3 separate regions of the Homo sapiens genome follow, and regions 2 and 3 are each linked to region 1. Evidence: chromatin loops called from intact Hi-C (ENCODE). Cell type or tissue: OCI-LY7. All regions are shown on one strand.

Region 1 (8,000 bases):
ATCTTAGGAGTGGGTGAAGCTCAATGCCTATCTATTCATTCAGAGGAGTTGCAAACTGGTTATATTCTATCTTTTTCCCATTTAGAGTTGGAATACTTTTATTAAGAGGAATTTTTCCCCATCTACTATTTGGATGCCCAAATAATATTTGCTTTTTATTTAAAGTTTAATAAGTTTAATGGAATGTTTTAATATTGGTCACTCAGGGTGTATATTCTCTTGGTATACTTTCAATTGTAGTTTCAACATTTTTAAATTTCTGAAATGTTTTCTTGAATTATATCTTTTGGCATTTGTTCTGTTCCTCCCTTACTTGATTTTCTTCTTTAGGAACTCCTATTACCTGTATGTTTGATCTTTGCTGCTTTCAATATTTGTCAATTTCCCTCAAATCTTGTTTATCTCTTCATTTCCTTTTTATTTAAACATATCTTTCTTTTTCACTGTCTTTTATCTCTTAAATCATTATCTGTTTATCTGTTATTATTATTATTTTTGAGATGGGGTCTCACTCTGTTGTCCAGCCCGGAGTCAGTGCTCAAACATGGCTCACTGCAGCCTGGACCTTCCAGGCTCAAGTGATCTTTCCACCTCAGCTTCCTGAGTAGCTGGGACTATAGGCACATGCCACCATGCCCAGCTAATTTTTTTTTTTTTTTTGTAGAGATGGGGTTGCATCATATTGCCCAGGCTGGTCTTGAACTCTTGGGCTCAAGTGATCAGCCTGCCTTGGCCTCCCAAAGTGCTGGGATTACAGGTGTGAACCACCATGCCCAGGCTGATGTATTTGTTTTTAAGTTAGTCTTGGTCTGTTTTATGGTGTCTCCCTGGTGTGTTTTCATTGTCTGTAAGGATGTTAATCTGCTCCTTCTTCGCATTTTTTTCTTAATAACTGTGTATAGAATTTGATCTTGATACTTTTATATTATTTTTATGTAAAATTTGTTTTCCTGACTTTTTGGAATGAGTGTATGTTCAGGCAAGCTTTTCAACCTTCTCAGAGCAGTCCCTCTTCTCTTATGTATGGATTCAAACATATTGCAAGTTGCTTTCTGGCATTTCCTGCCTCTGTCTTTATCCTTTCTTGAGTCTGGGCCATCTCTTACTTTCCTCTCTTGTCCCTGTCCTGCTCCCAGGAGTTTTAGCCCCAGGAGTTTTCCCTGGTGTGGGGCCTTGTCCTAAAAGAGAGCCGATCAGCCTCAACTGTTTATAAGGGCTACAGTGCTCCAGCCCTTTCAGGCGTTCTTGCCTTAGGTCCTTGTTCTCATCCACTGTTGGAGAGCCTCTCCCAGCTTCAGCTGACATTTTAGGATTGGCAGCCCAACTCTCCATTGATCACCTGTTGCCTATTTTGGATTCTCCTGTTCTCAGGCCTCTCATATACTATCTCTTTTCCTTCCTTCATTTTCCTCCTACAAAAATGTTCTTGTGGCAATAGGTATTTCGCCTCAACTACTGTATTCTGGGGCTCATGAAGTTACCTTGTACCTAGCTTTGTTGAAAGTACTGTCTGGGCCCTTGGTTTTGCTATTCAGTTGCTGGGTTTTTTGTTTGTTTGTTTGTTTGTTTGAGACAGAGACGCCCAGGCTGGAGTGCAGTGGCATGATCTCAGCTCACAGCAACCTCCCAAACTCCGCCTCCTGGGTTCAAGCGATTCTTCTGCCTCAACCTCCCGAGTAGCTGGGACTACAGGCGCATACCACCATGCCCGGCTAACTTTTTGTATTTTTAGTAGAGACGGAGTTTCACCGTGTCAGCCAGGATGGTCTTGATCTTCTGACCTCGTGATCCGCCCGCCTCGGCCTCCCAAAGTGCTGGGATTACAGGCGTGAGCCACCGCGCCTGGCCTAGTTGCTGTTCTTTGTGTGGATTTGAAGAGATTAAAAACCAGGCTGGCACCACCACCAACCTGCTCATTTTGTGTTTTCAGTTGTTTAATGATTTTTGCCTTCAAGTTCTAGCAGTGTCTTCTGTGTTCCTATATTTAATAAAGACCCGATGAGTGATACAGTTCCACCAACCATGCATCTAGGTTAGCAACCTAGAGCCAGCAAACAAAGAGTATCAGTTTATAGAAAGTCTGTATCTAGAATCCTTCTACTAGCTTACAAATCTCTTGGAGAGTTACTTCCTCTATGGAACCTTGGTTATCACCCTTAAGTAGAACTTCTTCCTTCTTGGTGCTTCCTTCATGACACCTCTTGGGTTTTGTGTGTGTACTATCCTAGGGAACCTGAGCTCCCAGAAACAGTGACCATACACGATTAATCTACATATCCCCAGGCTCCAGCACGATGCCTGATACAGAGTAGAAACCTCATACGTGTTTCCTGAAAGAGGGAGTTTGAGCTAAAAGATGCCTGCAGCTGTATTATATAACTAAAAAAAAATTAATTATTCTTAAAAAAACTCATGCTCGGCCGGGCGCGGTGGCTCAAGCCTGTAATGCCAGCACTTTGGGAGGCCGAGGTGGGCAGATCACGAGGTCAGGAGATCGACACCATCCTAGCTAACACGGTGAAACCCCATCTCTACTAAAAATACAAAAAATTAGCCGGGTGCAGTGGCAGGTGCCTGTAGTCCCAGCTACTCAGGAGGCTAAGGCAGGAGAATGGCGTGAACCCAGGAGACGGAGTTTGCAGTGAGCCAAGATCGTGCCACTACACTGCAGCCTGGGCGACAGAGCAAGACTCCGTCTCAAAAAAAAAACAAAAAACAAAAACAACAACAACAAAAACTCATGCTCACTGTGGGAAACTTAGAAAATACAAAAATAAGCAAATAGAAAATATTTTTCTCATTCTTTTTTTTTTGAGATGGAGTCTCACTCTGTCGCCCAGGCTGGAGTGCAGTGGCTTAATCTCCGCTCACTGCAACCTCCGCCTCCTGGGTTCAAGCGATTCTCCTGCCTCAGCCTCCCGAGTAGCTGGGACTACAGGTGCGTGCCACCACGCCCGGCTAATTTTTGTATTTTTAGTAGAGATGGGGTTTCACCATGTTGGCCATGCTGGTCTTAAACTCCTGACCTCAGGTGATCCACCTGCCTCGGCCTCCCAAAATGCTGGGATTACAGGCATGAGCCACTACACCCAGCAGACGTGCATGTATCTTTATGGTAGAACGATTTATATTCCTTTGGGCATATACCCAGTAGTGGGATTCCTGGGTTGAATGGCAGTTCTGGTTTTTAAGCTCTTTGAAGAATCACCACACTGCTTTCCACAATGGTTGAACTAATTTACACTCCCACCAACAGTGTATATGTGTTCCCTTTTCTCTACCTCTCCAAAGTTCATTCTTTTTTTTCTTTGATACGACAAAGTCTCACTGTGTTGCCCAGGCAAGAGTGCAGTGGCGTGATCTCGGCTCACTGTAACCTCTGCCTCCCAGGTTCAAGCTATTCTCCTGACTCAGCCTCCCAAGTAACGAGGATTACAGGCACCTGCTACCATGCCCAGCTAATTTTTTTTTCGTATTTTTAGTAGAGACGGAGTTTCACCATGTTAGCCAGGCTGGTGTCAAACTCCTGACCTCAGGTGATCCACCTGCCTCTGTCTCCCAAAGTGTTGGGATTATAGGCGTAAGCCACCAGGCCCGGTCAAAAAAAAATTTTTTTTTTTTTTTTTTTTTTTTTGAGACAGAGTCCTGCTCTGTCTCCCAGGCTGCAGTGCAGTAGCATAATCATGGCTCACTGCAACATATGCCTTCTTGGCTCAAGCAATTCTCCCACCTTAGCCTCCCAAATGGCTGGGACTATGGGCGCATGCCACCACGTCTGGCTAATTTTTGTATTTTCTGTAGAGATGGGGTTTCACCCTCTTACCCAGGCTGGTGTCAAACTCCTGGGCTCAAGCAATCCACCAGCCTCAGACTCCTAGAGTCCTGAGATTACAGGCCTGAGTCACTGCACCTGGCCATGTTATTTTTTGACTTTTTAATAGCTATTCTGACTGGTGTGAGATGGTATCTCACTGTGGTTTTGATTTGCATTTCTCTAATGATCAGTTATTGAGCTTTTTTAAATATGCTTTCTTTGGACACACACATGTCTTCTTTTGAAAAGTGTTCATGTCCTTTGCCCACTTTTTAATGGTTTTTTTTTCTTGTAGACTTGCTTAGGATCCTTACAGATGCTGAATATTAGACCTTTGTCAGATACATAGTTTGCAAATATTTTCTCCCATTCTGTAGATTGTCTATTTACTCTGTTGACAGTTCCTTCTGCTGCCTACTGATGTCTTAGCATGACATGCCCTATGATAACTGGAAATAAAGTAGAAGGCAAGTACAGTATTAGAACACATTTAGGCTGGGTGCGGTGGCTCACTCCTGTAATCCCAGCACTTTGTGAGGCTGAGGTGGGCGGATCACCTGAGGTCAGGAGTTTGAGACCACCCTGGCCAACATGGTGAAACCCCATCTCTACTAAAAATAACAATTAGCTGGGCATGGTGGTGTGCGCCTGTAATCCCAGCTACCTAGGAGGCTGAGGCAGAATTGCTTGAACCTGGGAGGCAGAGGTCACGCCACTGCACTCCAGCCTGGGCGACAAGAACAAAACTCAGTCTCAGAATGTGCAGTAACCTTAAGTGCAAGAAAGTCCTTGGTATAATTAAACGTCTTCTACAGCAACGGAATCTGGCTCTCATTACTAGCTGCAACTCCCAAATTTTCCACTAGGTGGCAGAACAGGCTAGATAATAGCCGGGGGTTCTCAACCTTAGTGGGCATCACAAACACCTGTGGGTCTTCAGCCCCAAAGTTTGATTCATTAGGTCTGGGTGTGGCCTGATAATTAGCATTCCTAACAAGCTTCCAGGTGATGCTGATGTTTCCAGGTGATGCTGGAAGGAAAGTACATTTTGTGAACACTGGATTACAGAAAATCAATGTAGACCAACCCAAGGCCCATTCACCCATCCATCCATCCATCCATCCTTCCTCCAGTTTACTTTGTAGTTCTAGGTGATGTGAGCACAGAGAAGAATGAGACATGGTTTGTTCTCAAGACATAGTCGGGTGAGGGAGAAAAGGAAAATGAAAAAAATAACTCTTAGTCTATTATTTCCACCTCTCCATTTCTTCCAATATACAGACTTCCTAAGTGTTGTTTTTCTCTTCTTCTGTCAAATAGAGTTTAAGCCTTGTGCCCTTAAAGCCTGAAAGATCAACTAGCCCAAGAGCTGCCTTACATGGCTAAACCTGCTGAACTAAGAAACTCAGGAATGTTTGCTATCCTATAAAAAGTTTCAGATAGAAAATCTCCTCTCTGAACTTAGAAGCTGGAGATATAAAAGCACACCTGACACCCTCGAGTCTGCATTGAGTAAAAATAAAACACAGGATTACTATGTTCTTAGAATCTGTGCTTGGCTGCTTTCCAAAATGAATTCCTCATTTTAAACTTCAATATATATTATGGTTAATTTGGGGAAAAAACATTTTGACTCATGACTGTCCATATTTTCCTTTAAATAGTATTGTTGACTAGCTCTAATCTTTGGTACTGGGTCTTACTAGATCTACTTTTTGCATAATTTGTGATGTACCATATAAACCAGTAATATGTAAACAGATTGTGTATAGGTTTACTTGACACAAATCCTTTTTATGTAATGAAAGAACACTTCAACGCATGTCTTGGGTTGAACTATTATTTCTAAATCAGTGATAATTAGATTAGTGAAATTTTATTTATAGCCATAATTCATCTCGACCAATGATTTCACAAGTATTTGAAAGTGTAATGGGTAAAAGATGCAGACAGAATTCAAGAGATACAAATAAGCACACATAAAAATATGTCATTTTCTCTCTAGTCCCCTCCCCCATAAAAATGTTGTCATGTGTTAAAGAAATGTCAGTTAAAGCAACCTTGAGATACTTCCTTTATATCTATTAAATTGGCAAACATGTTTAGAAATGTTCTTTCTTGACTCGGGCAGTGGTTAGACAAGTGTTCACTTCATAACTATTCGACAAAACTGTGTGTTGTATGCACTCTTCTGTACCTGTAACAGAAAATACTAAGAAAAAATTCCACTGCTTTTGCGAGTAAGTCTTCTACTGGAACTTGTTCTAAGGAAATATGCACAAAGAAGTTCTCTGTAGTATCTTCTAAAAAGCAGAACTGGAAACTACCTAATTATCTACCAAAACAGAAATGGTTTAGCAAATTACAGTAATGAAGGAAAATTACAAAATATTATGGTAGTTGTAAAAACCTAAAGCACATTTTTGAGAATGTATTACAAAACAATGATTTGCAGTACATAAATCCATACACATGTGCATAAGGATTAGAAGAGAGTATTAAAAATCGTAATGATAAAGGAGCTCTGGGTAATTTTCTCCATAAGTTTTTATTACTGTTAGATTATCTTTACCACAGAGAGCACAGAACATGTGGTTAAAATGCAAAGGACAGGAACATCCCACTGGCAGGGACTACTCATGTCTAATCACAGTGTGATCATTAAATATTCTCTCCAAATGTACTCAGAACACTTCAGATGTTTACAGGATATGGCAGAAGAGGGACGTCTAAGAGAGGAAAAGCTGTGTGGAATTGATCTTTCATTTGCTTCTGATCTTTTATTTTCAATTTTAGATGCTCTGGAAGTTATTTTTCTTCCAAGTTTAGATAGCTCTTAAGACAATCCATGGAATTCATTAAAATCTCAATGAATTCCTACTCTCAATCTTACAATGTTGCTGGGGAAACCAGGTATTCACTTGTATTTTGGAAAAAACTGAGAATCAAGGATGAAAGTTAATAGTTGTCTACTGCAAAAGGTACAACAGTATTTATTGCTAAATGAACTGCACCACTAACCTTACACAAAAATGCTCAGTGAGGCTGGAGTGGGGTATGGTGGTCAGCAGAGGCTTTAAAGATAGTGGGAGATCAATGGGATTAAAGCCTGGCCCTAGGACTGGTGGAAAGGAACATCAAGAACTTTCCACGAGGATGGGAGATTAACACCCAAAGCGCAAGGGTGGAAATAAATAGAGGAGCAAGAACTGTTTGCTCGAAGAAATTAGCTAGGGCTCCATGATGTTAAGGAATCCAGATGTGCCCTGATGGTAACGGAGAGTTACCAAGATTGAACAAGAGCAAGTAAGTGCTCAAAGAAGTGGTTGGGGAGACTCCCTGGAAGCAAAGCATAAGACAGGTTGAACAGTGCACACAAGTGGTGAAGGCAGAAGGCAGCAGTCGGGATTTGAAGAGACTTGAAATACAGAAAGAACAGACAAACATGAAAACATGGAAAAAATCCAGGTGTGTGGGGGCTGAAAATCAGGGCTTCAGCCTCACCACTTACTATAACTCCTCTAGGCAATGAATCACTTTACCAAGCCACAGCTTTCTCATCTGTAAAACAGGAATGACAATCTGCCCTTAATGATGCTGTCAGGGGATCAAAGGTGCAGGGCCGTGGTACTCAAATGACAAGAAGCCCCGTAAGTTTAAGTTAGTAAGAAAGAACTCATGCAAAGATGTGCTGGATAGACACATCCTTGGGCAAAAGAGAGGAAGACTATTCCAAGGTCTGGAAGCAAAATGGGACTTTTACCCACCCCATCCCTTCATTTGCAACTATTCATGAAATTCACCAAAATTATTTCCTTGTGTTTTACCTTTATTGTTTTGCTTTTTGGATCACCTTCAGAAATGGTTATATTGTTGAGTTTACCTTCTAGAAGATGCAGAAACAGTAAAAAAACAGAGCCACCTCAGATCACTCAAGGGGTTGTTCTATTTTCAAAAACACACTGACTTTTGAAAAGTCCCTGCATTGGTTGGATAAAATGTCTGAAGTGGTTGGGGGGAAAGCAAGACAAAGTCTTAACTACAGAATATATTTTTAAGGAAATGCAGCTTTATTACTTTCAAGTACAAACAATAACTTGGGCTTGGCTAACCAAATTTGCCTAATTGAGGGAATCTGCTTTAATGTACAGATATAAATGATTTATAGTTAACACAATCACTCACG
Region 2 (8,000 bases), 560 kb after region 1:
AATTACTGTCATCAGGGATCTTAAATGCCTGTTTACCCAGAGCCTTGCCAACTGGATATTGTTAAACTTTTGAATTTTGACTCTTAAGATAGAACTTTTTTTTGAGCTTGGTTGAACTTTTTATTTTAGAATAATTTTTAAGTTTACAGAAAAATTGTAAAGATAGTACAAAGAGTTCCTATATACCATTCACTCAGCTTCTCCTTAGCATCTTAGCATAACCAGGTACATTTGTCAAAACTAAGAAATTAACATTGCTTCAGTACCATTAACTAAACTATAGACTTTAGCCAGATTTCCCCAGTTTTTTATTCTAGGTTCCAATCCAGGATACCAGATTGCATTTAGCTCTTTTTACTTTTCTTTTTCTTTTCTTCTCTTTTATTTACTTATTTATTTTTGAGACAGAGTCTGGCTCTGTTACCCAGGCTGGAGTGTAGTGACGCAATCATAGCTCACTATAGCCCCGACATCCTGGGCTCAAGTGATCCTCCCACTTCAGCCTCCCAAGTAGCTGGGGCCACAAGCAAGCGCCACCACACCTTGCTACTTTTTGTATTTTTTGTAGAGATGGGATCTTGCCATGTTGCCCAGGCTGGTCTTGAACTCCTGGGCTCAAGCCATCCACCCACCTGGGCCTCCCAGAGCGCTGGGATTAAAGGTGTGCGACACTGTAACCGGCCTCTTCTCTTTTTTTTGAATAGTAAAGTTGAATACATTTTCAGCAAACTATGCAGTTCCCCTCTGCACCCAATTCCCCAAATTTTATCCCGCCCTCCCTTCCCATGTGCAGTTTGTGTTACCCCTGCGTGTAGGTCAGCAGATGTGGTTCTGACAAAGCAGAAAACGAAAAAGAACCTCTAAATGTGTGCGAGAGGAAGCCCAGGTGTTACTCTACAGGGCCATTTGGGACAGGGGGTGGGGCAAGATGGTGGAAGTCTCAGGGCTGGGCGGCCACAGACACTCATGTGCTGGTTCCTTCTGCTTCGTCCCCTCAGGTCTCCAATGGTGCAGGGACCATGTCCGTCTCCCTCGTGGCTGATGAGAACCCCTTCGCCCAGGGGGCCCTGAAGTCAGAGGACTGCTTCATCCTGGACCACGGCAAAGATGGGAAAATCTTTGTCTGGAAAGGTACTGGAGACAGGGAAAGGGTCCCAACTGGCCTGTAGGATCTTGGATGGGATGTTCTGCAGCTCCCAGGAACTCAGCTCCCGGGGAGTGTGGAGTGTGCCTGGTGCAATGGAAATCAGAAGTCTTGGGCTGAGGCCTTGGTTTTGCATTTGACATACTGTGTGATCTTGGGCACTTTACTTACCCTTTCTGGGCCTCAGATTCCTGATCTGGGCTAAAATGGGTGTTTCCCAAGTGCATTATAACGTCAGTTCTCTGAGAGGCTAATTGGCATCCTGTAGAAATTATGTAGAAAACATCTAACTGTATGGTCAGATAAATTCATGGGCAACAGTGGATTTTAAAATGTTCGAGTTTGTTTACTGTAGGACTTTTAACTTGTTCATTTACAGGGGGGCTTTTCATGAAGATGATCTGGTTTGGGAAATGCTAAGCTAGAAGTTCATAAACTCTTTCGGTACTATCTTGTGGGAATTCTCTTGGAAACCATTGGCCCAGATGTTTCCCAGAGGCCCTGAGATGTTCTGAGAGGACCCATCAATATCCTCCCCTGATTCTCTAAGGCTCATCTTGGGGAAGAGGACAGAGGAGAGGGAGGCAGTAGGAGGACAGAGAGAAAGGGAGACGGTGGGGAGAAAGAGAGAGAGAGAGACACTATTATGATTATTACTCTCTAGGCCCCCTGGGCCCTGGGCCAGCTGATCTGGACCTTGGCCTTGGCAGTGAGAAGGCTGGGACTGAGGCCCAGCACTGGCTGGCCAGGAGCTCCTTGGCACGGGAATGCCCTCAGGGTGGCAGCTTCTCACTCACTGAGTAACCTAGGTCAAGTAATTTAATCTCTCTAAGACCCTAGCTTCCTTATAGATACTCAGAAAAAGATAACAACTTTTTTTATTACTTAAGACTATTCTGTGAATTAAATAATCTATGCATAGTTCTAAGCACAAAATACATGCTCACTAAATGGACCACAGTAGTGTTGTGATTGGTGTCACTGGCCAGCCCCAGGCTGGACACCAGGAGCTCTAGTGAGTGGTCGGCTCTGGGGGTCTCTGGCCTTGGCTGTCCACAGTCTAAGAAGAGTAGGGAGGGAAGTTTGGCAGCTCCTTCTCCTGGACTGTTAAAGGTCAGGATGCAGCAGGATCCCGGGCCTCTAACCCTCCATCACTTCCTCTGGCTGCCAACAGGCAAGCAGGCAAACACGGAGGAGAGGAAGGCTGCCCTCAAAACAGCCTCTGACTTCATCACCAAGATGGACTACCCCAAGCAGACTCAGGTGAGTCTTGGAGGCCAGGTAGGATGGGAAGGGGTGGGTCCTGTTTGGAGGGGATGGGCTGGAGTAGGGCGGGTGTCCCACCCTCAGTGTGGATGGGGTATCTGAGGCTCCCCTGGGGACCCCTGCTGGGCAGCCCAGCCACATCCTGCTCCTCTGCCTCCCCTCCCCAGGTCTCGGTCCTTCCTGAGGGCGGTGAGACCCCACTGTTCAAGCAGTTCTTCAAGAACTGGCGGGACCCAGACCAGACAGATGGCCTGGGCTTGTCCTACCTTTCCAGCCATATCGCCAACGTGGAGCGGGTGCCCTTCGACGCCGCCACCCTGCACACCTCCACTGCCATGGCCGCCCAGCACGGCATGGATGACGATGGCACAGGCCAGAAACAGGTACGTTTAGGGCGTGGGGTGGGTGTGTCCAGGCCCCTCCCTCACTTTCCCCATGCACTGCCTCTTGCTTCCCCAAGGAGGTTTCTCTCTGAGGTTTGCACAACTTTGGTAGCTGAGATTCTTTGGTGTTACTTAGTTTTTACAGCCAATGCACCCTGTGTATCAGGCCCTGAGCCAAGTGTCTTGGCCCCACCTTGCCCCGAGGAGTGCCTGGTCTGGGAGGGGAGTTGACCATAGCCACAGACCTGTGTGATCAGTGGAAGATGGGAGGGAGCACAGGGGATTGTGCAGACACAGGAAGCAGTGGGGGTGGTTGGTCAGGGCAGCCTGCACAGAGATGGGAACCTTTGGGTTGGGTCTCAGAGGAGGAGTAGAGCTTTGCTGCCGGAGAGGAAGAGCGGAGAGTGATGGGCATTCCAGGAGGGACTCGCTATGTTCGGAAAGGAGGGAGCTATCCCAGGGGGCTAGTGCTGATGGCATCCCCAGGGAGGGGCCTTGAATGCCAATTTCAAGGGTGTAGACTTGATCCTCTAACCAGTGGGTGCTAGTGAGGGGTTTTTCTTTTTATTAAATCAGACATGCAACAGGCTCAGATTTATGCTTTATCTTTTTTTTTTTTTTTAATAGAGACAGGGTCTCGCTATGTTGCCCGGGCTAATTTCAAACTCCTGGGCTCAAGCAATCCTCCTGCCTCGGCCCCCCAAAGTGTTGGAATTACAGGCATGAGCCACTGCGCCCGGCCACCTGCTTTAGAAACTCACTGTGAAAATGGGTTGGAATATGACTCCAGGATATCATTAGAAGAAAAAAATCAGTTAAAAAATAAATAAAAGAAAAATAAAAAGAAAACTAAGAAAATGGATTGGAGGCAGGAAAATGAAGGTAGAGAGCTTATAAGGAGCTTGTTCTAATACTGTAGGGGAAAGATGATGACCTTGAGACTAAGAAGGTCACAGTGGAGAAGGGGAAGAGGGGTGTGGGGTTCAGAGGTGTTTAGGAGGTAGAATCCGCCTCAGGCAAACTTGACTCCGTTCCTAATGATAGGAATAACAAAGTGTTCATTTTTATATATTATTGTTTTTGGTTTGGTGCTAGCATTCATTTGTTGCTTCAGTGGCTAGGGAGAATGCAATGAAAATATTTCGGGTGGGGCGGTGTGGTAAGACCCCTGGCAGCCTGACTGTGAGACTTTGGGCAAGTTACATAACCTCTTTGAGCTTCACTTTCTCACTTGTAAAGTGGGGTTTCATCCCACTCCATCACCTTCAAGAATGTTCAAAATCCAGAGATTCTAGGATTCTGTTTCCCAGGACTTGGACGACTCCGTGTCTCCATAGCTCCACCAGGTGGCGCTGCCGGGCCTCGTGACCACTTGGAAAAAGCAGTGTCACCAGAACGCTGCGGAGACCTGCCAGCAGGGGTCACACTGAGGTTGCCTCGTGGTGTCCCTGCCTCTGCAGGTGACCTATGAAATTCCTGGCAGGCCCAGCACAGTGGCTCACGCCTGTAATCCCAGCACTTTGGGTGGCCGAGGCGGGTGGATCACCTGAGGTCAGGAGTTCGAGACCAGCCTGGCCAACATGGTGAAACCCCGTCTCTACTAAAAATACAAAACTTAGCTGGCCATGGTGGCAGGCACCTGTAATCCCAGCTACTCGGGAGGCTGAGACAGAAAAATTGATTGAACCCGGGAGGCAGATGTTGCAGTGAGCCGAGATTGCGTCATTGCATTCTAGCCTGGGCAACAAGAGTGAAACCTCGTCTCAAAAAACAAAAAAAAAAAAAAGAAAAAAAGAAAGAATCCAGGCAGCTCAGTAACAATAGAGGTAATGGTGATATTAGTAAGATAATAATAATAATTATGACAATAAGAGCAGCTGCCACCTACAGAGCAGTCCCTTTGTGCCGGGCCCTGTGCTAGACTTTCACGAGTAATCTCGTTTGAGCCTCACAGTACTTTGAGGTAGGTACTATGATTATCCCCATTTTTCAGATGGGAAAACTGAGGCTAAGAGTGGTTAAGCCAGTTGTCTGAGGTCTCATGGCCCGGAAGGGGATGAGGGGCCTGATTTGGGGTCTGTGTCTGGCTCCTCCCCTCACTGTACTGCATTCCTTTGGAGCTGCCTTGACGATCCTCAGCGAAGGACAGACGGGCTGGGGCAGGGCATGGTATGAGGAGCCCAGGCAGGAACCCTGACCCAGAGTCCCAGCCCTGCCTTCTAGTGGCTCTGTGAGTTGGGCAAACCATTTAACTCCAGTCCGAGCCCAAGTGATTAAAAGTTCATCCCATGGCCTAACCACAACCTACCACACTGCGGTTTCCTGGCTTGCCTGAGCTGGGGGGTGGGGGTGCTGCACAGCATCTGACTCCAGCTTTGCTCCTGCAGATCTGGAGAATCGAAGGTTCCAACAAGGTGCCCGTGGACCCTGCCACATATGGACAGTTCTATGGAGGCGACAGCTACATCATTCTGTACAACTACCGCCATGGTGGCCGCCAGGGGCAGATAATCTATAACTGGTGAGGTTCTGGGGCCATTGGTGTGTGTCGTGGGGGTACTGGCTGGGCCCTGAGCAGGGCTGAAGACAAACTGAGGGTGTGAGGGCCTGAGGTGGGACCACCACTCCCTGCTGGGAGAGGCTTTTGTCCACAGGGCAACACCATTTGCTTATTTCTCCAAACAACTTTGAAACTCTTCTTACCAAATGATTATACATCTATTGTAGGATATAGTGAATGTGGAGAAACAAACAGAACATCTCCCACAAATCCATGACAAGTACTAGGCACACTAGGGTTTATCCTCCCACACATATTTTTCAAGCCAAAATTTTTTTAAATTTATATTTGTTTATTTATTTATTTATTTATTTATTTTGAGACAGAGTTTTTCTCTTGTTGCCTAGGCTGGAGTGCAGTGGTGCGGTCTCGCTCACTGCAACCTCTGCCTCCCAAGTTCAAGCAATTCTCCTGCCTCAGCCTCTCTAGTAGCTGGGATTACAGGCACCCACCACCATGCCTGGCTAATTTTTTGTATTTTTAGTAAAGACGGGGTTTCACTATGTTGACCAGGCTGGTCTCGAACTCCTGACCTCAGATGATCCATCTGCCTCAGCCTCCCAAAGTGCTGGGGTTACAGGAGTGAGCCACCACACCCAGCCCCAAAATTATTTTAAAACAGAGAATACATTTACATGGTTCAAAAATCAAAACAGAATATAAAGGTATTTATTGAGAAATCTTATTCCCACCCCTGTCCCTCTCTACCCCATTCTCCAGACCCCACCCCTTCTTGGGTAACTGCTTTACTCTCTTGCATATCCTTCCAGTAACTCTTCGTGAAAAAAAATACATATGCAAATAATTTATAGCCTGGTCCCTCCCTTCCTTACACAAAAGGTAGCATACTTTGTATATTGCCCTGCACCTTGCTTTTCTGACTCCATTCTTCCTAGAGATCAATAATGTCAGTACATAGAGACAGAGAGCTTTCTCATTCTTTTTTACAGTTGCATAATAGTCCTTTGGGTGGCTGTACTATAGTTTATTTAACAAATTCCTTGATGATGCATACTTGGGTTGATTCCAGTCTTTCTCTATTACAAACATTGCTGTGATTAGTAACCTTAAACAAACATCACTTTGAACATGCAGAGACATGCCTCTAGAGTAAGTTCCCAGAAGTCAGATTGCTGGGTCAAAGAGTAACTGCACTTGTCATTTTGGTAGATAGCCCCCAATTTCCCTCGATAGTGTTCGTAGCATTTTACATTCCCACCAAGCAACCTGTGAGAGTCCCTGGTTCCCTATAGTCACACTCGTGGATTGTGTGGTCAAACTTTTGGGCGTTTGCCAATCTTATGGTTTATAAAATGGTGTCTCAGTGTATTTTTAACTTGTATTTCTCTTACTATACAGTCTAAAACTTTTTGTCTGATTATTGACTGTTGGATTTTTTTTTTTTTTTGAGACAGGGTCTTGCTCTGTTGGCCAGGCTGTAGTGCAGTGGTACGATCTCTGCTCACCACAACCTCTGCCCCCCGGGGCTCAAGCAATTATCGTGCCTCAGCCTCCTGAGTAGCTGGGACTACTTGCCACTACTCACCACCACACCCGGCTACTTTTTATACTTTAGTATGGATGGGGCTTTGCCATGTTGCCCAGGCTGGTCTCGAACTCCTCTAAGCGATCTGCCTGCCCCAGCCTCCCAAAGTGTTGGGATTATAGGCATGAGCCACCACGCCAAGCTGGATTCCTTCTTTTTTTAAACTTATTTTGAAATAATATTAGACACTTGCTGAAAAGTTGCAAAAATAGTACAGACAGTTCTCATATATCCATTACCCAATGGAATATTCACCTATGTTCACATCTTACATAACCCTTACATAACCATAGCACAATTAACAAAGCCAGGAAGTGAACATTGACACAATACTACTTACTAATCTATAGGCTTTACCTAAATTTCCTCAGTTTTCCCATTACCGTTTTTTTTTTTTTTTTTTAGACAGAGTCTTGCTCTGTCGCCAGGCTGGAGTGCAGTGGCATGATCTCGGCTCACTGCAACCTCTGCCTCCCAGGTTCAAGCAATTCTCCTGCCTCAGCCTCCTGAGTATCTGGGACTACAGGTGTGCGCCAACACACCCAACTAATTTTTGTATTTTTAGTAGAGACGGAGTTTCACCATGTTGGGCAGGCTGGTTTCGAACTCCTGACCTCAACTGATCTGCCTGCCTTGGCCTCCCAAAGTGCTGGGATGACAGGCATGAGCCATCGTGCCCGGCCCCCACTACTGTTCTTTTCCTGATCTAGGATCTAACCCAGGATCCCACATGGCATTTACTCATCATGTCTCCAAAGTCTCTGAATCTATGGCAGTTGCCCGGTCTTTCCTTTTTTTCATGCCCTTAACACTTTTAAAGGGTACTAGTCAGTTATTTTGTAGAATGTCTCTCAATTTGACAACCCCAGACATTTAAAAACAGCTTAATTTTTTTTTTGACTAGATAACACATTCACCTGGTACAAAATGTGTGAGAAGACTGTTTTAAAAATTAGCTGCATCAGCGCATTAATAGGTCAGATTTTGTTTGCTTATACGACGACATATGTTGGTTATGGAAAACTTAGACAATATGCAAAGAGGTGGGATAGAAAGGCAAAATCCCCCTAAATCTTCCCTCTAAGAGCAATCACCATGGAC
Region 3 (8,000 bases), 450 kb after region 1:
TAATAATCTAATCTAATAAAAATGAGTGGTCAATTTCCTCAACAGTAGTACAAGTAGCCCACCCACTTAAAAAAAAAACCTTACTTTTGACAATATACTTAATGTCACTTTTATATAAATAATGTGAATCATTTTTAAAAGCTGGATTGCTTAATGTGGCAAAAGTAACTTTGATGGTCTTCTATATACAGGAAATAAAGTATTCTAATACTGGACCTCTGTTTACAGAAAGAAAGCACTTAACAACCAAAAAGCCAAAAAAAACCCCTGCACTTACTGCTCAAGTTAAAAGGATTAATAGTGAAAATTTTACTACCGATATTGTGTCTGAGATTTGCTTCAAAATAATTTGGCAAGGAGGAGGCAAGTGTATATTGATGAAGCAAGACTGATCACTGTTGACACTGGCTGATAGGTATATGAATGCTCAGTATGCTACCTGATTTTGTATATATTTAAAATTGTCTAGAATAAGAAGCTTTTTAAAAGTCAAGTACAGTACCTCTAATACTTCTATTTGTCAAACTGTTGTCTTTAGCCATGCCTGGCATTTTTTACCACATAAAAATGTTTCAAGCCTCTTTTAAAAAACATGAAACATCTCTCAATAGCCCAAGTTTTCACATTTTATTTACCTTAATCAAGTTTCCTCCACTAGCACAATATCTTACTGTGACTATGCAAAGATATTTGATATTGATAAAAATGAACACTCCAAATTCTGTTGCAAAGTTGAAGTATGCAACAATGATAAAGTTTAACTGTAATACAAAAAAAGCAACAACTTTTTAAGATGTAGCTTTAATTTCAAGGGATTTTTTAATAGCTATTATAATCTAAGGTTTTACGTCTTTACAATAACTGCCATTTATTGAGGGCCTAACACATGCCAGCTACTTTATAAACAGTCTCTAATCCTAAAAACTCATTTTTCAGATAAGGAAACCGAAGTGATCTACCCGTGGTCATACTACTACTAAATGGAGAGCTAGAATTAAGGCCCAGGTTTAACTCTACATGTAGCTCTCCAAAGCTATACTCCTCTCTCATTCATTCAAAAGATATTAAACACCCACTATGTGCCTGGCACTGTTACAGGCACTGATTTACTATATGCCAAGCAATGTGCTAAGGGCTTTCTTTAAACCCCATTTAATCCTAGCAACAACTCTAAGATGCAGGTCCAATTATCCCCTTTATAGATAAGGACACTGAGTCCGAAAGGTTAAGTAACTTGCTTAAGATCACTTAACTAGGAAGTGGCAGTACTGGAGGGAGAACCCTTGACAGTATGACTCCAAAACTCTTAACCACGACATACCTCTAGGCATGATCAAATAAAACTGCCTAAACAGAACTTGGAAGAAAAAATTTGGAAAGGCTTGGGGGAATAAAGGGGTAGGAGCTGGATTACTGCAAGGTCAAGTTTGTCTTCAACAATCAAATCTAAATAAAAGGCAGTTGTTCCTCTACAATATTTACCTTAGAAAAATAAAAGAATTTTTTAAAGGCAGTTGGGATAGTAACGAAATGAGCAGTAAACTTTGCAAGAGTTCAAATCTGGGCTCTGACACTTGCTGTGGGGTCACCAGGAAGGCACCTGTCCTCTTGGAACCCGTTTCTTCTTCATATATGAAACTGAAATCCTGGCATCTCTCCTTTGGGGTTTGTAAGCATGAGGATTTGCCAGTGTAGTGGTTGACTTTATGGACTTTAGGTCATAAAAGGGTAATCAGCTGTCATCCAATGCGAACACAGTAAAAAAGGAATAAAGTTGTAACTACATTATAAATGGTCATGTCTGTAACCCTAGCCTAATTTTTGAATGTAGTACAGAAACCACCAGCCACAGTGTGAGCCGAAGCCAGTTTGTAATGTACCATCAACAGCCAGACACACATCACAACTTTAGGCCTCAGTTTCCTCACTTATGAAGTGGAGACAACTTATCTCCGAGGGCTACGCGGGGCAAGATAAATAGGTACAAAAATACATAAATATGTACCTGGCCCACAGTTAAAACGCTTAAAACACTCCAGCTCTGTCGTCTTCTCTTAGATTCTAGAAATGCCACAACTTTCTCTTATTTCTAGATGCTCTGTAGGTTCAGGGCCGTAGAGGCTGTCCACGGGCCTCACAGGAACGCACCAAAACCAGGACATCGCAAGCACAGGCGCACAGACCCAGACCCCGGCCCCGGCCCGGCCCGGCTGCAGGGCCGGGCTCCCCACATCGACAAGGACACCGGAGCTGCCCCGAGACGCCAAGAGGGCTGCGAAGAGCTGCCTTTGTACTCAGAGCCAGACGCGGCCTACGGGACGGGACCGCCACGTCTGGGGCTTGCGGGCTGCAGGGCGGCGCGGCACGCGTGGGTACACCCTGCGGGGGCGGGCTGCGGCCGCGGGGAACAGCGGCGAGAGGGGGGCCCGCGGGAGATGCGGTCCTGCCCAGCCGCGCCGAGAAGGCGGGGAAGGCGAGGCCGGAACACACCCTTCCCTGCACGCCTCGGAGCGCCCCGCCGGTTGGGGAGGGCAGGAGGCTCAGGCCGGAGCCGCGCAGGGGACACCTCCGCCCCCGCCCAGGAGTCCTGTCAGGCCGGCGCCGCGGCGCTCACCGCCGACCCACGGGCTAGCCACGGCCTGACGGGGCCTGGCCCCGGGGCGCCGCCCGCCTGCGGCCCAGTCTCCACCGTCCCCACACACGCCCCTCTGAAGAACCCGGCGCGAGGAGGTATCAGCCGGCCGGACACTACGGAAGGCCCGGGTTACCTGGGGGGTTGCTGGTGGCTGGGCAGCTTTCCGGGCGGGAGGGGGGCGTCAGGACCAGGAACAGGAGTGCGGACGCAGCGGGAGAGGGGGCGGGGGCGGTCGACCGAGGCGCCGGCAGGTACACTGGCAGGCCGAGAGGTGCAGACGCGCCGGCAGCAGTAGCGGCAGTAGCAGTGGCAGCGGTGACTGCTCCTGTGCTCCCTCAGTATCTTCCTCGGGCTGGTCCAAGATGGCGGCGCTCCCTGCACAGGGTTTCCTGTCACCCTCGCAATGGGCCGGACCACAAAAGAAGGGGGAGAAGATGCGCGCGCAGCTGGCGGAGCCCGGAAGAGGGTGGCTGAGGCCAGCCCGCTAGCCACGCCCCTTCCTCAGCCCTCACCTCTGGACTTGTCGCGCCGCCGCTGAGGCCCGCCCCACGGGCGCTCGCGCCCGGAGGGAAGGTGGAAAGCGCGTATGCGCAAGCGCAGTCGCGTGTCCTCGCCTCTTGGGGGAGCTACTGCGCAGGTCTGCGTGGAACCTGGTGGGGTGCGCCTGCGTCTTGGAGAACTAGGGTTGTCGCTCGTGGAGACTTTTGAACAATTTTTAAAGCCAACATTTACCACTTATTGGACGCTTACCGTATACTGGCCACCATGCTAAGCATGCATTTACTGCATTCATTCAACGTGTATTTATGGGGGCATTTACTGTATATACCGCTGTATGCTTCGTATATACCGGTCCTGTCCAACAAACGTCGGAGGCACGCATCCCCATTGTATCCATGGAGAAACTGAGGCTCAGGTTGGTCAACTCTCTTGTCCAAGATCACGCAGCTAGGAAGTGACCCTGCATTTCATCTCTATTTTGACTTCACTTTGGGGTTGCCTTTGACAGGGTGAGAGAAATGTGATATTTTTCACAATTTGTCTACCACCTGCCATCTTCCAACTTGCTCTGCCATAATCACTGCCCCAGAAGGTTTCGTGCTTTTCGGGTGCAGGGACACGTTTTGACTTTCTTGGACCCTGAGCACTTTTGCCTTGTGGCTTGTACATTACACACACACATATATTTCACACACATGTAAGTTAAATATATGTATAAATATTTAACATATTTTACAACTGCATTGATATAAACATGACGTATCAATATTATATAACAAAATATTTTCTCTGACCTGAAAGTTCATTTTTTTCTTCTGACTTTAAAAGAATGTAAGCCGGCCGGGCGCGGTGGCTCACGCCTGTAATCCCAGCACTTTGGGAGGCCACGACGGGCGGATCACGAGGTCAGGAGATCGAGACCATCTTGGCTAACACGGTGAAACCCCGTCTCTACTAAAAATACAAAAAAATTAGCCGGGCGTGGTGGCGGGCGCCTGTAGTCCCAGCTACTCGGGAGGCTGAGGCAAGAGAACGGCGTGAACCCGGGAGGCGGAGCTTGCAGTGAGCCGAGATCGCGCCACTGCGCTCCAGCCTGGGCAACAGAGCGAGACTGTCTCAAAAAAAAAAAAAAAAGGAACGTAAGCAAGGAGGGCTGGTAGTCTGCGCCTGTAATCCTAGCTACTGGGGAGGCTGAGGAGAGAGGATCGCTTGAGCCCAGGAGTTCTGGGCTGTAGTGCACTGTGTCACTAGATAGAGTGTCTGCACTTAAGTTCAGGAGGGAGGGACCACCCAGGTTGCCTAAGGAGGGATGAACCGGCCCAGGTCGGAGATGGAGCAGGTCAAAACTCCCGTGCTGATCAGTAATGGGATCATACCTGTGAACAGCCACTGCACTCCAGCCTGGGCAACATGGGGAGACCCTGTCTCTAAAATAAATAAATATTCATTTTTGTTGGCCCCTAAAAGTATTGGAGGCCCTAAGCCCTGTGCATACTGTACTGTGCCTAATGGATAAGGTGGCCCTGCCTTAGTTCCCCACCCCCAAATTAAATCAATCTTTCTCTTAGCGTTCAGGACCTTTTATGAACTGGTTCTGCCATGAACAAGTGAGATTTCACTGTAAAAGTGTGTGCCAGTTTGTACATCTCATATTTTCAGAGACCTGGGTTCGAATTCCTGCTCTATAATCTAATGGTATGCAGTTGTGCATGTCACTTGATTTCTGAGATTGTCAGTCTTTTCTGCAATATGAAAATAGTAATATCTCTCTCAAATAGGTCTTTGTGAAAATTAAATGGGATAGTATATGCAAAATATCTGGTATATAATAAGAAATGGAAATGATTATTACATGATAATCTAATCTAAGGTGATATTGAAATCCTTTTGCAACCCTAGAGGTCTAGGCTTCTATTTCCACATTCTTTAATAAGTATAGTTTGTTGTCACACTTTAACATTTTTGAAACTAAGAAATTTGCCTGTGCCAAGTAAAGGAGAAAACTGTGAACCAATGATCATTAATTGCCCAGGTATGAACTTAGACCTGGCTAGTAAGTTTCCTTATAGCCATTATCACCTGAAGGGAGATCTTTATGTATAGCTGATGTTTATTCAACACTTACTATGTACCAGCAACTGTCCTAAGAATCATGCATATTTTCTCATTTAATCCTTACCACATCCGCATGAAGTCAGTACTATATTTACCCCATTTTATGAATGAAAAAACTGAGTGTCATACAGATCTAAAGTCGTTTAGGTGAAAATTGGGTGGGACTTAAATCTGGCAACATGTGACCTCAGGGCTGTACTAAGCCCTATTCCATTTCCTCCCTTATTTGCTCTTGTTTCACAATAGCCAGCTTAAATGCAGGTCCCTAACTGCTGCTTTCCTATGTGAAAGACATTACACTTTGATGCAGCTTTGAACAGAAACACTCTTGTGGATGCAGAGTGCCTATCACATGCTAAGGAATGCAATTAAAAAACAGTAGGAATGGTCAATTCTTTTAATAAGTCCCAGAATTTTCAAAGTGAGGAGAGTGTATGTGACCAGTTGCAGCATAATTAAGAGGGACTGTCCATTGGGTGCCAAACATCCATTGGGGTTTCTACTTAACTTTTTTAAAAAGTTGTTTCTATAAGAAGAGATGTATACATGGAATAGTCACTGCAGCACTGTTTGTAATAACAAAAAACTAGAGACAAACTAAATGTCTATCACTAGAAAGCTGTAATAGTAAATTATAGTACATCTATATTGTGAAATACTATGCAGCCATCAAAAAGAATGAGGCCCATGTATATGTCCTGATATGGAACAATGTCTAGGAAATACTTGGAGGGAAAAAAGCAAGGTGCAGAAAACTAAATAGTATGCCAACATTTGTTAAACTATAAGAGGAGGGCAAAGAAGACATGTATGTTTATGTAACTAGACATTGAGAGGGGTTTATTCCATGTATACATCTCTTCCTATTGTCCTGGATCTGTTGCTGAAGCCCAAACTTGAAAATAAAAAGCCCACAAGGAGCTCACATTCTACACTGAAAAAACTGCCAGTGGCTGGGGCCAGCTACCTTCTAGCAGGGAATTTGAAGAGCAGTTGTTGAAGAAGTCAGCTCTTGACCAACTTCTACCTCCACTCCACTACTCCCTCACCTATTCCCCATTTCCAACCCCATCCCCACAGACACACCATCACCAGTAATCTGTGGAAAGAAAGATTGGAGACATGGGAGGGAAGTCAGCCTTTAGGGAAATTGTAATGTCATGGAAAGAGACGCCTTCTTTCTGTCCCCTCATGGAGACTGTGTCCTCATCTAGAACCAAAGGAGAGGGGCTCCAAAAGAATCACCAGTGAGGATTGGGTGTGCCTGCAGGAAGATGGGACTGACAACTCCCTGGATATCTATCTGTTTGGGCAGCACTGATCTGCTCTGCCCTATTGCTTCCTGCACAAAGGAGAACACAGATGGAGAGAGACAGCACTGGAGGGGCTTTGGATGGTGTGGGGAGAACCTTAGATGAAGAGGGGCTGAAGTTGCTTCCCCTTATCCCTTCCTCCCACCTTGACTTTCTAGTCCCAGATTGGAGTACGGCAAAGAAGTGTCCATCAGAGAGGAGTGTGGCATAATGACACAAGCTAACCATCTGCTGGAAGATATAGCAAATGTGTGAGGGGTCACCTGTTCCTGGGAAGATGCCTGGAATCCTCCAGGTGTGCAGGTTGTTTGTCACCTGCTCTGGCTTCATTTCTGCTTGTATTTTTATAAATTGTTTTGTAAAAAGTAGATGTTATTTTATCCTTCATCTCTTCCCAGAGCCTAAACAATTAAAGTCATTTTCAGATCTCTCTGTTGTGTTTATTTAAACAAAATTAATTCATCTCCTCATTATAGGCTTAATTTTATTTGTTCATTTTCCTCTTATGCTTGTGAATTTTGGTTCATAGGCTTATCTTGAATTGGAGATTCCCCCCTACCCCTATGCTTGAATCTTTTTTGTTTAGTGGTTTTGGAGTTGCCACCGAGCCACACTCAGACTTTAAAATACTGGTGTCCCAATTCCTGAAGCAGTATTGAAGATTTAGAAGAACTAATACAATTTGTACTCTAAATTTTATTACCACATGTGTGTTCTACCTAATTTAAAAAACGAATATATTTTAATGTAGTTGATTAACTTCCAGTGATACATAATTTAATTAAAAAGAAATGGTCAAAAAAGCTAGTTTAACCAAAAAAAGTTGAGATCAGGTGCGGTCATGGTGGTATGGCTGTCGACATTAACCAAAACAGAAACAGCAATTAATATACTTCAAAATTTAGTAGGTTGACAAAGAAATCAAAATCAAGGGCATGAGACTCATTCGTCTCTGGGTATGAAAAAGGATTAGATTCAACTTATCACACTAAAAAAAGGTGATGCATAAATGTAACAATAAGTACATTCTGTATTCAATTGTAAAAGAAATTGTGTGTCCATTGAAATAGTGCCCTTTCATCTCCCCATACACCTTATACCACCCCCTCCCAAAAAATATCCTCTCGTGTCACAGCTTATGAGGGCATGACATTAATGAGGTAAAAAGCAAGCTTGAAATTTTCCCAGGAAAGCACCCTACCGGAGACTCATTTATTGTCATTGAAGCATTCCTTTGGCTGACGACCAGAAGTTGGTGGTTTCGACTTAAGAGGCCATGTTACATGAAAAAAAAAAAAGAATGCATCTTTGAACTTTGTTTGTTTGTTTGTTTGTTTCGAGACTAAGTCTGGCTCTGTCACCCAGGCTGGAGTGCAGTGATCTTGGCTCACTGCAACCTCCACCTCCCAGGCGCAGGCCACCCTCCCACCTCAGCC

Evidence for each region. Hi-C counts contacts between places; a loop is a spot of excess contacts. Peaks named below come from ENCODE experiments on the same cell type or tissue, not always from the same donor. Only the 100,000 strongest peaks of a DNase experiment are listed, where the experiment ranks them.
Region 2: it touches region 1 in a loop (4-fold over the local background); 7 of 110 quality-filtered maps call a loop at or near these places.
Region 3: it touches region 1 in a loop (2.6-fold over the local background); 7 of 110 quality-filtered maps call a loop at or near these places.

The regions. Positions count from the first base shown.
Region 1 is chr9:120,751,334-120,759,333 of GRCh38, forward strand. It overlaps FBXW2 (F-box and WD repeat domain containing 2), which reads right to left. Exons shown (of 8, transcript NM_012164.4): 8 at 5,641-8,000. Among named protein-coding and RNA genes, the nearest start is that of FBXW2, 38 kb to the right of the region's middle. In OCI-LY7, CTCF peaks have their summits at 4,677 (motif pointing right) and 4,893; a DNase peak (open chromatin) is centred at 4,688; H3K4me3 peaks cover 319 bases; H3K27ac peaks cover 2,361 bases.
Region 2 is chr9:121,316,088-121,324,087 of GRCh38, forward strand. It overlaps GSN (gelsolin), which reads left to right. Exons shown (of 18, transcript NM_198252.3): 8 at 999-1,131; 9 at 2,319-2,407; 10 at 2,578-2,793; 11 at 5,181-5,314. Among named protein-coding and RNA genes, the nearest start is that of GSN-AS1, 35 kb to the left of the region's middle. In OCI-LY7, CTCF peaks have their summits at 4,148 (motif pointing right) and 4,348; a DNase peak (open chromatin) is centred at 4,174.
Region 3 is chr9:121,198,871-121,206,870 of GRCh38, forward strand. RAB14 (RAB14, member RAS oncogene family) reads right to left here and starts at 2,999. Exons shown (of 8, transcript NM_016322.4): 1 at 2,769-2,999. It also overlaps a transcript of GSN not described here and the pseudogene RN7SL181P. RefSeq lists silencers at 2,181-2,430, 2,451-2,920 and enhancers at 2,613-3,112, 2,931-3,150, 3,421-3,580. In OCI-LY7, a CTCF peak has its summit at 3,276 (motif pointing right); DNase peaks (open chromatin) are centred at 2,521 and 3,111; H3K4me3 peaks cover 4,184 bases; H3K27ac peaks cover 3,064 bases.